3 separate regions of the Homo sapiens genome follow, and all the other regions are linked to region 2. The links are chromatin contacts, found by Hi-C or POLR2A ChIA-PET in ENCODE. All regions are on one chromosome and are shown on one strand. The core of a region is the stretch at or near the end of the contact, and the rest is flanking DNA. Distances in the headings are between cores, read along the strand shown. Region 1 overlaps LINC00693 (long intergenic non-protein coding RNA 693). Region 2 has its middle 340 kb from the start of LINC00693. Region 3 has its middle 110 kb from the start of RBMS3-AS3.

Region 1 (3,561 bases), core at 703-3,202, 250 kb after region 2:
TTTTGAAATAATGGCCTCAACTGTGAATTCTCTTACGAAGGTTTTTAATACCTAATTTCTGTGTTAGGTAGAAGCCATTGCATGTACACACATTTTACTAACGGACATACACACCATCCACTTGCAGCTCACCAAGCTCCCTAATGTGCATGTTTGTCCACAAGCTCCTAGACCCTGACCATGAGTGAGCTACTGGGACCAGAAGGATGGTAATCCCAGCTCTGTCATTTACTATCCTTGAGATCTTGCAAAATTCCCTTAACTACAGAAAGACACAGCTTTCTTATCTCTTAAATAACATAGGAATGAATATTTGAAAAGCCCTGTCCATCTTGCAAGGCTTTCTTAGAGTTTCAAATGAGATTTTATAAGTGAAAGTCACTTATAAACTTTAAGATGCAATATAAACATAAGAAATTATGGTGGCATGTGTAGAGAGTATAGGATTCTGCTCATATTATGTAACGAGTATAGAAATTATCCAGCAAAATTGGTGAGAAAAAAATAGTTTAAATATAAGTTCATTTACATTTGGCCATTTTTCACCCTAATAATACAAGCTACCACAACATGAAACATAATAATAAATGAACTTGCTCATGGTTACTGTGGAAATGCTTTCATAAAACAGCTATGTCTGGTGTGATTTAAAAAAAAAAGCCAATATTTACCAAGTGCACTTAATATGGGCTGGCACTATTCTAAGAGTTTTAGATGTATTAAAACTCATTTAATCCCCATTACACCCCTATGAGGAAGGTAATATTATAATAGTAAACTCACTTTACTAATGAGAAATCTGGGGCTCAGAGAGGTTAATTTGCCCAAGATCACATAAATAGGAGGGGTGGCACCAAGAGCTGAACCCAAGCAGTCTGGCTCCTAACCCAACACAGTGATATACTAGAGAGAGAGAATATCAGCACTAACATTGAAAAGTTGTAACTGTGGGAAGGAGGTAGAAAAGGACGGTCAGGGAAAGAAAATATTTGTAAAATGTTAATCTGCTTAATGTTTTTACCTAACCTCTTCCAAGTGTACAAAACTTTGTGATTAAAAACAAACACCTAGCCCACAAACATACAGTCTAATAACCAGGAGTCTCTTTATTTCTCATAAAGGGATTTATCTGTCCTTAATGGTTCTGCTGTCTGATCTCAGATGGACCTAACCCCATTCCCCATTCTTAATTACCAGCAATTCAATTTGAACCAGGGTAAATGGACAGCTTGATCATATCTGCAGTCTGACACCAGAAATGCTATGACAACCACCCATTTTTCTTTAAAAAAATGATCTCGTAGCTTGTATCATGTCCTGTCTTTCATCTTCTGGAAGAAGAGAGATGGAATGTACAAATAAGCCACACTGTTGGCCAGAAGCCTGTGTGATAATAAGCCCTGATCTCCCATAGGTCAGAGTACGATACCAGACCATTCAGAGCATACAGGGCAAGTCAAATGCCCTGTGAGCTTCTGTGACTACAGGAAAGAACAGTCATTTTGAACCTTTTGGGTTTCTGCCAGGGGAACTTTATTCAGTCCCCAACGTGAGCACCTTCTTTGTGCCAGGCACTGTCAGACACCGGGGACACAGAATGAATATGACCCAGTCTCTGCCCTGAGGAGTTCACAGCATAGCAGGGCAATGCAGATACATAAATAGCCACCTGTGATGAGTGCTAAAAAAAGGGACAGGAGGAGAGCACACACAGAGGAAGGAGAGAATGGAGAGGGGTACATATTCAGGAATTATTTCTGATTAAGATGAATGGGATTTGGGATTTAACTAGGTGGGGTGGGAGAGAGAAATGATCCTAAAGTTTCTGGCTCTCAGGTCAGCTCAGACCATTATAGAGAAAGACTAGTTCTAAGAGGCTATGTCTGAGCTCATGTGCTCAAAAGCCCCAAGTGACAAGTTTCAAACCACCATTAGCGCCATCTGTTGGCCACAGTAGGAGGTGACATACACTGGGCTGGCATTTGGCTTTATGGAAATGAGCTGTGAAAGTTACCAAGTAGAGGACACCTGTATATGATAACATCCTTAACCTAGAGGCATAAGAAAGGATAGTGGTTTGCAAGCTTGTCTAAGCCAACTTATTTTGTTGTTGTTGTTCTGTTTTGTTTTGTTTTAGGCTTTTAGCGGCCTGTAGCCATTGTTTTTAGTTTCTGTCTGTAGAGATAAACAGAAAAGAGGGGTGAGGAAGGGACTTCACTGACCCAACCAGAAAGGGAAACTAAGAACTCACGACTGTATTCTCTCCCTTGGACACTTTACTAAACTATACAGGCTCTGGGGTCAGACTGCATTGGGGTATAAACTAATAGTACATGACATTGGTCTTTTATCTTGTCTAAGACTCGGATTTTATTAAAATGAAAAACGACAATAAAACTGTAACTATGTCACAGAACCATTTTGAAAATTAGAATATATGCTACATGGACAAGAACTCTCATATACTGGTAGTGCGAATATAAACTGAGAGTACAATTTTTGAACATATGTATGTTCTATGACCTAGCAGTTTCACTCTTAAGATTATACGCAATAGAAACGTGTATTATGGGTGCTGAATGGTACATATATATATATATATGAAAATTTCCTAATAGTCCTGCTTGTGATAATAATAAACTAAAAATAAGCAACATTTCCAGCAACAGAAAAATAGATACATAAATTGTAGTTATTCATACAATGGGACACTACACAGTAATGGGCATGAGCAATCAACAACTACACATAAAAAGATAGACAAATCTTACAGACATAAAATTGAGCAAAGAGGCCAGATACCAAATACTACATATTGTATGACTCCATTTAAATAACACACAGACACAGGCTAAACTAATAAATGTTAAAAAGTCTGGATGACTGGCCAGGCACGGTGGCTCATGCCTGTAATCCCAGCACTTTGGGAGGCTGAGGCGGGTGGATCACCTGAGGTCAGGAGTTTGAGACCAGTCTAATCAACATGATGAAACCCTGTCTCTACTAAAAATACAAAAAATTAGCTGGGCGTGATGGCGGGCACCTGTAATCCCAGCTATTTGGGAGGCTGAGGCATGAGAATTGCTCGAACCTGGGAGGCGGAGGTTGCAGTGAGCCGAGAACATGCCATTGCACTCCAGCCTGGGCAGTAAGAGCAAAACTCCATCTTGAAAAAAAAAGTCCGGATGATTATCACTGGGTAGAGGGTTAGTAACCAGGAAGGGAGCATTAAAGCATTAAAGAAGCCCCTAAAATGCTGGCAATGTTATTTTCTGATGTGGATGCTGCTTACCTGAACGTATTTACTTGGTAAATTTTTTTTGATTTTTTAAAGTTGAAAATAATTTTCAATCTTTTAAAAGTGCTCTTCTACTTTCAAAAGCTCTCAGCACTGAACCTGCTTGATAACAAGTGTTCAGTATATATTAGGTATTGAAATGTCATGAGAATGAAGAAGAGGATGATGAAGAGTCAAATAGAGGAGTAATTCAGAGGGAGAGCTGGTGAGTATTACTTCTGCTACATTCAGAGACATTCTTCAGTTCAGTAGACAGTCTTGGA
Region 2 (3,372 bases), core at 424-2,923:
ACAAATTTAAACATCTGACATTTCAAATACATTTCAATTGCAATCTGAGTTTGTCAACTTTAGGAATGTGGAATGAGAGTAGAAGGTTCTGATCTCCCTTACTTCCCGGTAATTGCAATACTTAAGAAGCTCTAGGGTTGGAAGGCACATGGAGGCAGCTTTTAGGAGCAAGAGATCTTGCTAAATGCCTGGGGCTCTATCTCTGGGAGATTTAGGTGACAAGCATGGGCTTTTGAGTTAGGCCTACGCTCCAAGTCATTTCTCTGTTTCTAAAATAATGTCTTACTTTCTGGTTCTGCATGTCTTCATCAGGCAAATGGTACCTTACAAGCTATTTGTTAGTGATGAGTAATTACAACATAACATAAGCAAAGCCCTTAATACACTCAGAGATAGCATGGGCTTGGTAAAGGGAGCTGATGGTCTGAGTTAGTTTGGGACTAGCCCTGGTTACACTTCATGGCTATATATGCATAAATAAGTACATTTGCACAGTCCTAAAGTGAAAATGCATCAGCTTTCAGAACCAACCAACGCTTGTAAGCCCCCCGACTTTTATGTTAGCAGAACTCAATCCCTTTCATTTACAGCATATTCAATGCAGCTACACCTAACATAAAATATAACTTTATCTGCTGCAAACATTTTGAAAGGATGTTTAATTTTCCTTGTTAACATGTAAACTTAAATTTAGTTATGATTTGATTTCTCGGCAATTATCAGTATCATCTTGTGATCTGAGCAAATGCGATTCTATAATTGTTTTCAAAATGTGAACAATGTTTATTGTGACTAATAATTTCTGAAGATTAACATAACAAACATATTAATTTTGGCTAAGACCATTTCTCTGAGTCACAAAAAAGGTAATCAATGATCATTTGTCAGACTTCTGTTTAAACTCCAGCTCTAGCACTCTGAGCTGTGTGACCTGCATAAATTACTTGGCCCCTCTGAGCCTTCTTTAAAATAGGCATATATCATCACCATCTCTCCCTCCTTCAGCCATGTGTTGTGATGCATACATGAGAGAATATGTGTGTAGGTACCCTGTTAATGTGTGAGTATATTAGTATTTGAATGAACACGTGGAGCAAAAACAATAATAGCACCCTCAAAGTCAAATTGAGATTCTTGTTCCGTTTTTCTCACACCCTCTGTAATAAGTACTAACACGCAGTATCCTGCGTTGGCAGAGGAGGGTATAATAAGACCCCACATCTACCCATACTAATAAGTAAAGTAGCAGATCGAAGGCCCTCCGGGATTTAAGTCCTGCCTTGAAGATGCAGAACAGGGAGGTCAATGCCACCTATAGCGAGAATTTCTTTCCTCTGCAAAGGTGAAAGTCTCCAGATACAGGGGCTCTTCCCAGATCATAAGTCACCCTCCAGTAGCCATTTACGCTGTAGGAGGAAGGGCCCCACAAGTAGCCTGCTCAGGCTCCCTGGAAACTTCTGTGGCTTTCATCAGAGTTCCGAAAGTGAAACGAGGCCAGACATCCTTCCAGGGCCAAAATAGTTCGGAAACAAAAATACGCTGTGCGGCAAGCCCACCGAAGCCAAGGCAGCTGAATAAGCACCCAGCTCACAGCACAGGAAACCAGGCTGCCCTGTAAATAAAATTAGCCTAATGAGACTCTGTCGCCATCCCATGTCTGAACTGAAAAGTGATTTCTGCCAAGCCCTATATCCAAGCAGATAATCGTCTCTCTGAACATGCATGGGACTTCTAGCTAAAGACATTTCAGTTGAAATTCAGAGTACTCATGTACTAAAGTATTTTTTTTATAATTATTCTCCCTAGAATTCTAGGATAGAGAGGACTTTTCCCATTCTATGATTTTAGAAGTTATTTATTTACGCCAAACTCCATTTTAATTGAGGAATAGTATGATTGTGCATATACTTGAAGGAGAAAAGCAGGGAGAGAGATGGAGAGGAAAAAGAGAGAAGTTTTCATTGTCTAAAGTATTTTTTATGGTTCCCAAACTAATAAAGAACTAAGGATTTAGATACCAAAGCTGGCCCCTTTCCAATAGGGCATCCAATGAGAGTTGCTCTCAAAGGATTTATCCACGAGGAAAGCAAATTCACTCATATAAACAAAACAGGATTAAAAAATTGTTCCAGGAACGTCACAGCTCTGTCTCAATAAGCTTGGCTGTGTATTTAGAGACTTGGTTGGATTAACATATCCCACTATGTGACGTCGCTGCCTCCTATGGTCTGTGCGGTGAACGAAAGTGAGGCAATCAGCAGCAGGTAAAGATACTGTATGTGCTCCTTGTTGCTGAAATCAATGACTAATCCTGCATGGACAGGATGAATACAAAGTCAGGGAATCTGCTCTCACTGCAGAATGCCTTTTATAATATTTGCATTGAAAAAGTTTTAATAATACACTCAGCTATGGTAGTCAATGTCCTATAGAAATACAACAGATAAGCTGGTTGACCCCCTAACGTTCGATTAATTCATCCCTGCTCCATGTATCCCTCTGAATGTGTTCTTATGTCTCTTTGTGTTTCAGTGAGCTGGCAGTCTTCCTTTTCTTTGGTTACTCTCCATGGGAACTAGGTCAGGGATCTACCCACTGTGGACTCCAATGAATGGTCCCAGTTGATTGATTGTTTTAAGTGAGACTTGGAGACATTTTAAGAACACTGTAAGGATGATGGTTTGGGACATGGCACAGTTTAGCCTCAACTAAGTAGAACATTAAAAAAAAAAAAAACCACTTAACTTTTGGAAGCAGTCCTAAATGTTTAGGACTAAAACTTGTTAATAGGATGGGTAGAAGAAATGATTACAGAAATTTATTTTTTGTTTTCCTTTTTTGTTTTGTTTTGTTTTTTATGTGTAGCTGGTAGGGGAAAAAAGAAAAGTATAAAAGGGAATTTTCAAGGTATCTGATTCTGGGTTGGAAAAGGGAAAAAGTGGAATGGAATGGCAGATTCTTGTATATTCAAAATAAATCTTTCTACTCTCTAGTAATATGAGGTACAGTGCTATAAAGCTTTTGCTCTGAATCACTATGGATAAATAACTTAAATTCTCTAAAGCTTTGATAACATGAGAGTGTTATCTATATGAGAGGATTTTTGTAAAGATTAAATGAGATAAAGCACATGAAGTGATCATAAGTCTGTCCCACAAAGGGTAGGTGTTAATAAATGTAGCTGAAATTATAGTATTAATGCAGATTGTAAACTTGCCCATTGCCTACACACCTAGGCTGTAAAAATTTGCATTTACAGTCTGCATAATACCTAAAATGAGAATATAAAAGTCTTACTCTAGTTATTTAAAAGCATATTAAACTGTACAAATTTGAAGTTTCATTCATCGCTAAAGCTAATTCTAAGGAAAG
Region 3 (3,542 bases), core at 425-2,924, 250 kb before region 2:
GAGACGGGGAGAGGGAGAAAGAAAAAGTATAGACCATAATAGAGATAAGAGAAGATTTTATTCAAAGGTAGTGAAAGAAATGTTTCAGTTCTGGATGGCTTCTTAGTTTTTGGCTCCAGTTTCTTGCAATACCTGGATCCACTACTGATTCTGAGCTCCATAAGGCATTCCTTTATCCAAATATTAAGTTATTCTTTTCTGCCTAGAAGATCTTGAGTAGAAATTGCAATTAAATGACCACTGACTAGGCAAAATGGAAGGAGCAGATGCACAGAAAGAAGCAGAGCTGAAGGACCATGTGGCTCAGAGAGAGAAACCAAGGACTTTCTGGTTCTGATAAGATGTGTCACATGTTTCATAGGAATCCTGTGTATCATTCCAGTGACTCCCGCTTTGTCTTCGCTAGCTTGAATAATTTATATTCCTAACAACCAAATGGTTACTTTTTTTTTTTTTTTTTTTGAGATGGAGTCTTGCTCTGCTGCCCAGGCTGGAGTCCAGCGGCGCTATCTCGACTCAATGCAAGCTCTGCCTCCCAGGTTCATGCCATTCTCCTGCCTCAGCCTCCCAAGTAGCTGGGACTACAGGTGCCTGCCACCACGCCCGGCTAATTTTTTGTACTTTTAGTAGAGACAGGGTTTCACCGTGTTAACCAGGATGGTCTCGATCTCCTGACCTGGTGATCCGCCCACCTCGGCCTCCCAAAGTGCACCGCGCCCCGCCAGTGGTTACTTTTTAGACACTGGTAATCTTCCCTTTTGTTTATGTCTTTTCATTTTCCACTGTAAAATGCATTTATTGTCCTTCATCTTTGGCTTTCAAATCAGCATTTCCACTTCACATTAAGGATTCAGTGACCCTCCATTGAAGATTTTAACGTCGTTTCAGTTCTAAAGCCATAATCACATAAGTAAAGATAAAAAGCCTGAACCAAACATTATACATAAATAATGACATTGTAAGTCAAGAAGTTATTATAAAACACTGCAAAGAATATGTGAGAAAGGCCATGCAGCAGATTCTTAAATATTTGTTTAGAAATATATCATGTATATGTAGCTTCTACTCCAAAAACATAGTGTTATAGGTTTCTACACCTATATTTTTTGTGTTTTTTTTTCCCCATTGTTGGTTTTATTTTAGCAGTATTCATTATGAACATCATGATTTGGGAGAATTAAAAAATGTTTACATACGTGTGTGTATATGTGTGTGTTGTGTGTTGTGTGTGTGTGTGTACTGATACACACACATGTGCATGCATTTTTTTTTAAGTACCCACAATGGACTTTTTGGTAAGCAAATGTCAACATAAAGTTCACGGAGAGGCTAAACGACTTCCTGTGTGTGTTTATTTCCCGTACTGCCTGTGAGGAAGTCTAAAAAGAACAGTTTCTACCCAACAGCTCTCAGAGTTTCAATAGGTTTTTCAAAGTTACCTCCCCACCCCGTGCCCCAAGCAAAGGATTCCCACTATGTGGTTTCTAAAGATTTCACTTACAACTTGCTGAATACAGAGCCTGAATGGACAGTAAAACCCATACCAAACCTCTCTTTGCACCCTGTGTGGGACAAGTGGTTACTTTGTTCATTTACAAAGGCCTAAAAAAGAGAGAGACAAACTGCCCTTATGGTATAAGAAGCTTCTTTCAAATAAATCCTTATAAAGGGATCTAAATCATGGCATTCAAAAGGAAGGAGGCTGCACAAGGAAATGGGTAGAAACTTTTAAGTTCTTCTCATACCCTGTCACCCCGGAGGAAGAGAAAATATATCTTCTCTTCTTTGACATTATCTTTTGTAACATTCCTCAAAGATGAGTCTCTAGCTTGGTCTCCGTAGATTTGCTTCTCTGAGGAAAGTCAGGCTTTTTTGTTATTGTTATTGTTACTCCCTTGACATGGGGATTGTCTTTATTTTTCCAACATCACTTGTTTTATGACTTGTAAACATAAAGTATCTGAGTGAGCTTTGCTTATCAGAGGCCCTTTTTATCAAATAATCATAAAACATGGTGCTTTCTGGCACTTAATTTTATTGTTATTGTCAAGCTTCAAAACTTCAAAGGGTGGAATGTGATAGAACATTTTTTGTGCTCTAGAAGACATGTTTTAGGGCTCTTGCCAGCCATGCTGTGCTTCCAGAGCTCCCACTGAAGACTGTCCCTAGACCAGCAAGGTTATACCAGGTGACCCCTCCTACTTACATCTGCTAGGACCAGGGAATCTCCTGATCTGCTTTGACTCCTCATATACTGTCTCCTAAAAATTGGGAATTGCCACTCAGTGACTAGGAAACCTCTATTAGGACACAATAAGAAGAAGCTCTGTCTACTATTAAATACTAATTATTACAACGACTCAGAGTTCTTCAGAGATTAGAACAAGGGTTTCTGGCATGAATGTGAATGGAGAGGCAATTTCAAATTCTGCCAGTTGCTTTAGCTGGGAAAGGATAGGTAGGTGTTAGACTTAAAGCCTAGACACGAATTTTAACCATGCCCATTTCTACTTAATGATCCTGAGTAAGTCACTCCAAAACTCTGCACCCTCCCCTCATCTGAAAATCCCTGGCTCATTGGGTTACTGTGGAAGTTAAAATAAAATGAGGTATGTGAAAGTATCTGGTACATAGATAATATTCCATAAAAGCATGTTGAAAAAGAGAACAGTAGAGAAAAGTTGTTCAGAGCGCAGGTTCTGGGGGCTGACTGCTGTGATCAGCATAATGCTGCTTACCCCCAGCTCTCTAATTTTGATAAACTCCTGTACCCTTCCTGTGCCTCCCTTTCTTTATCTGTAGAATTGGACTAATAATAGAACCCACCTTCTAAGATTGTCATTGGGATTAAATAAGTTAATAAAGCATATAATAGAGTTTCTTGTACTCATTACATGATGTTAATAACTATTATTGAATTTAAAAGCTACTATTATTTTTTATTCTTAAAACAATATAAACATATAACCTTGTTTACGGACAGAAATTTGTGAAAGCCTTGTCTCCTCTCCTTTTCTACTTCCTTCCCTTCCCCCCCTTCCTCTCTCTCAATTTTCCTCCCTCCCTCCTTCCTTCCATCACTCTCTTCCATCCTCCATTTCTTTCTTTGTTCCTTCCTTCCTCTCTTTCTAAATGAAAAAAAAAGTAGCATAGGCTAATTTCTTTACATTTGAGTAATTGATTCTAATACTCATTTTCCTTTTCCCTCCTAAAAGTTACTCTACAGCTCATTTCTGGCTCAGTGCACATTCAATGAACCCAAGCACACTAGTGCTCCTGCGTGAGTGTGTGGAAGATAAAGTCATACAGAACATCCCTGGAGGACAGTCCCACAGCCCCAGAGTAACTGCGACTGAAATGGGCTGATTCCCCAAAATGAAATTAGCCTATAAAAATGACGATACATTGAAAACGATTCTTACAAGTCTTTTAATAGTTTAACATCAAGAGGTAAGCTAGTTTATCTGTTTTAAGAGAAATGTCAATGCTAGACCATAAGTGATGCTAGGGCAGGAGTTAATAATCTTATCTCTGCACCTAAT

Evidence for each region. A loop is a pair of places that touch in the nucleus more often than their neighbours do. ChIA-PET counts read pairs that join two places held with the same protein, here RNA polymerase II (POLR2A). Pooled maps may share reads with other maps.
Region 1: a map of endothelial cell of umbilical vein shows a loop between it and region 2 (4-fold over the local background). The contact joins two enhancer-like sites. A Hi-C loop is called at or near these places in 2 of 168 maps with a recorded cell type or tissue (endothelial cell of umbilical vein and posterior cingulate gyrus) and 7 of 50 pooled maps.
Region 3: a loop to region 2 is called in a pooled map, with 2.9 times the contacts of the local background. The contact joins two enhancer-like sites. A Hi-C loop is called at or near these places in 1 of 168 maps with a recorded cell type or tissue (IMR-90), 5 of 37 single-sample maps with no recorded cell type and 12 of 50 pooled maps. POLR2A ChIA-PET finds 5 or more read pairs at or near these places in 1 of 52 experiments (OCI-LY7).

What each region holds. Positions count from the first base shown.
Region 1 is chr3:28,666,227-28,669,787 of GRCh38, reverse strand. All of the region lies in intron 2 of LINC00693 (long intergenic non-protein coding RNA 693), which reads right to left. Among named protein-coding and RNA genes, the nearest start is that of LINC00693, 93 kb to the right of the region's middle. RefSeq lists a silencer at 1,857-2,016. Within about 2 kb of position 1,952, at least 5 of the 41 ENCODE cell types and tissues checked have a DNase peak (open chromatin) inside an H3K27ac peak, as active enhancers do.
Region 2 is chr3:28,915,097-28,918,468 of GRCh38, reverse strand. No RefSeq gene overlaps it. Among named protein-coding and RNA genes, the nearest start is that of LINC00693, 340 kb to the right of the region's middle. Within about 2 kb of position 1,673, at least 19 of the 41 ENCODE cell types and tissues checked have a DNase peak (open chromatin) inside an H3K27ac peak, as active enhancers do.
Region 3 is chr3:29,169,708-29,173,249 of GRCh38, reverse strand. No RefSeq gene overlaps it. Among named protein-coding and RNA genes, the nearest start is that of RBMS3-AS3, 110 kb to the left of the region's middle. Within about 2 kb of position 1,674, at least 2 of the 41 ENCODE cell types and tissues checked have a DNase peak (open chromatin) inside an H3K27ac peak, as active enhancers do.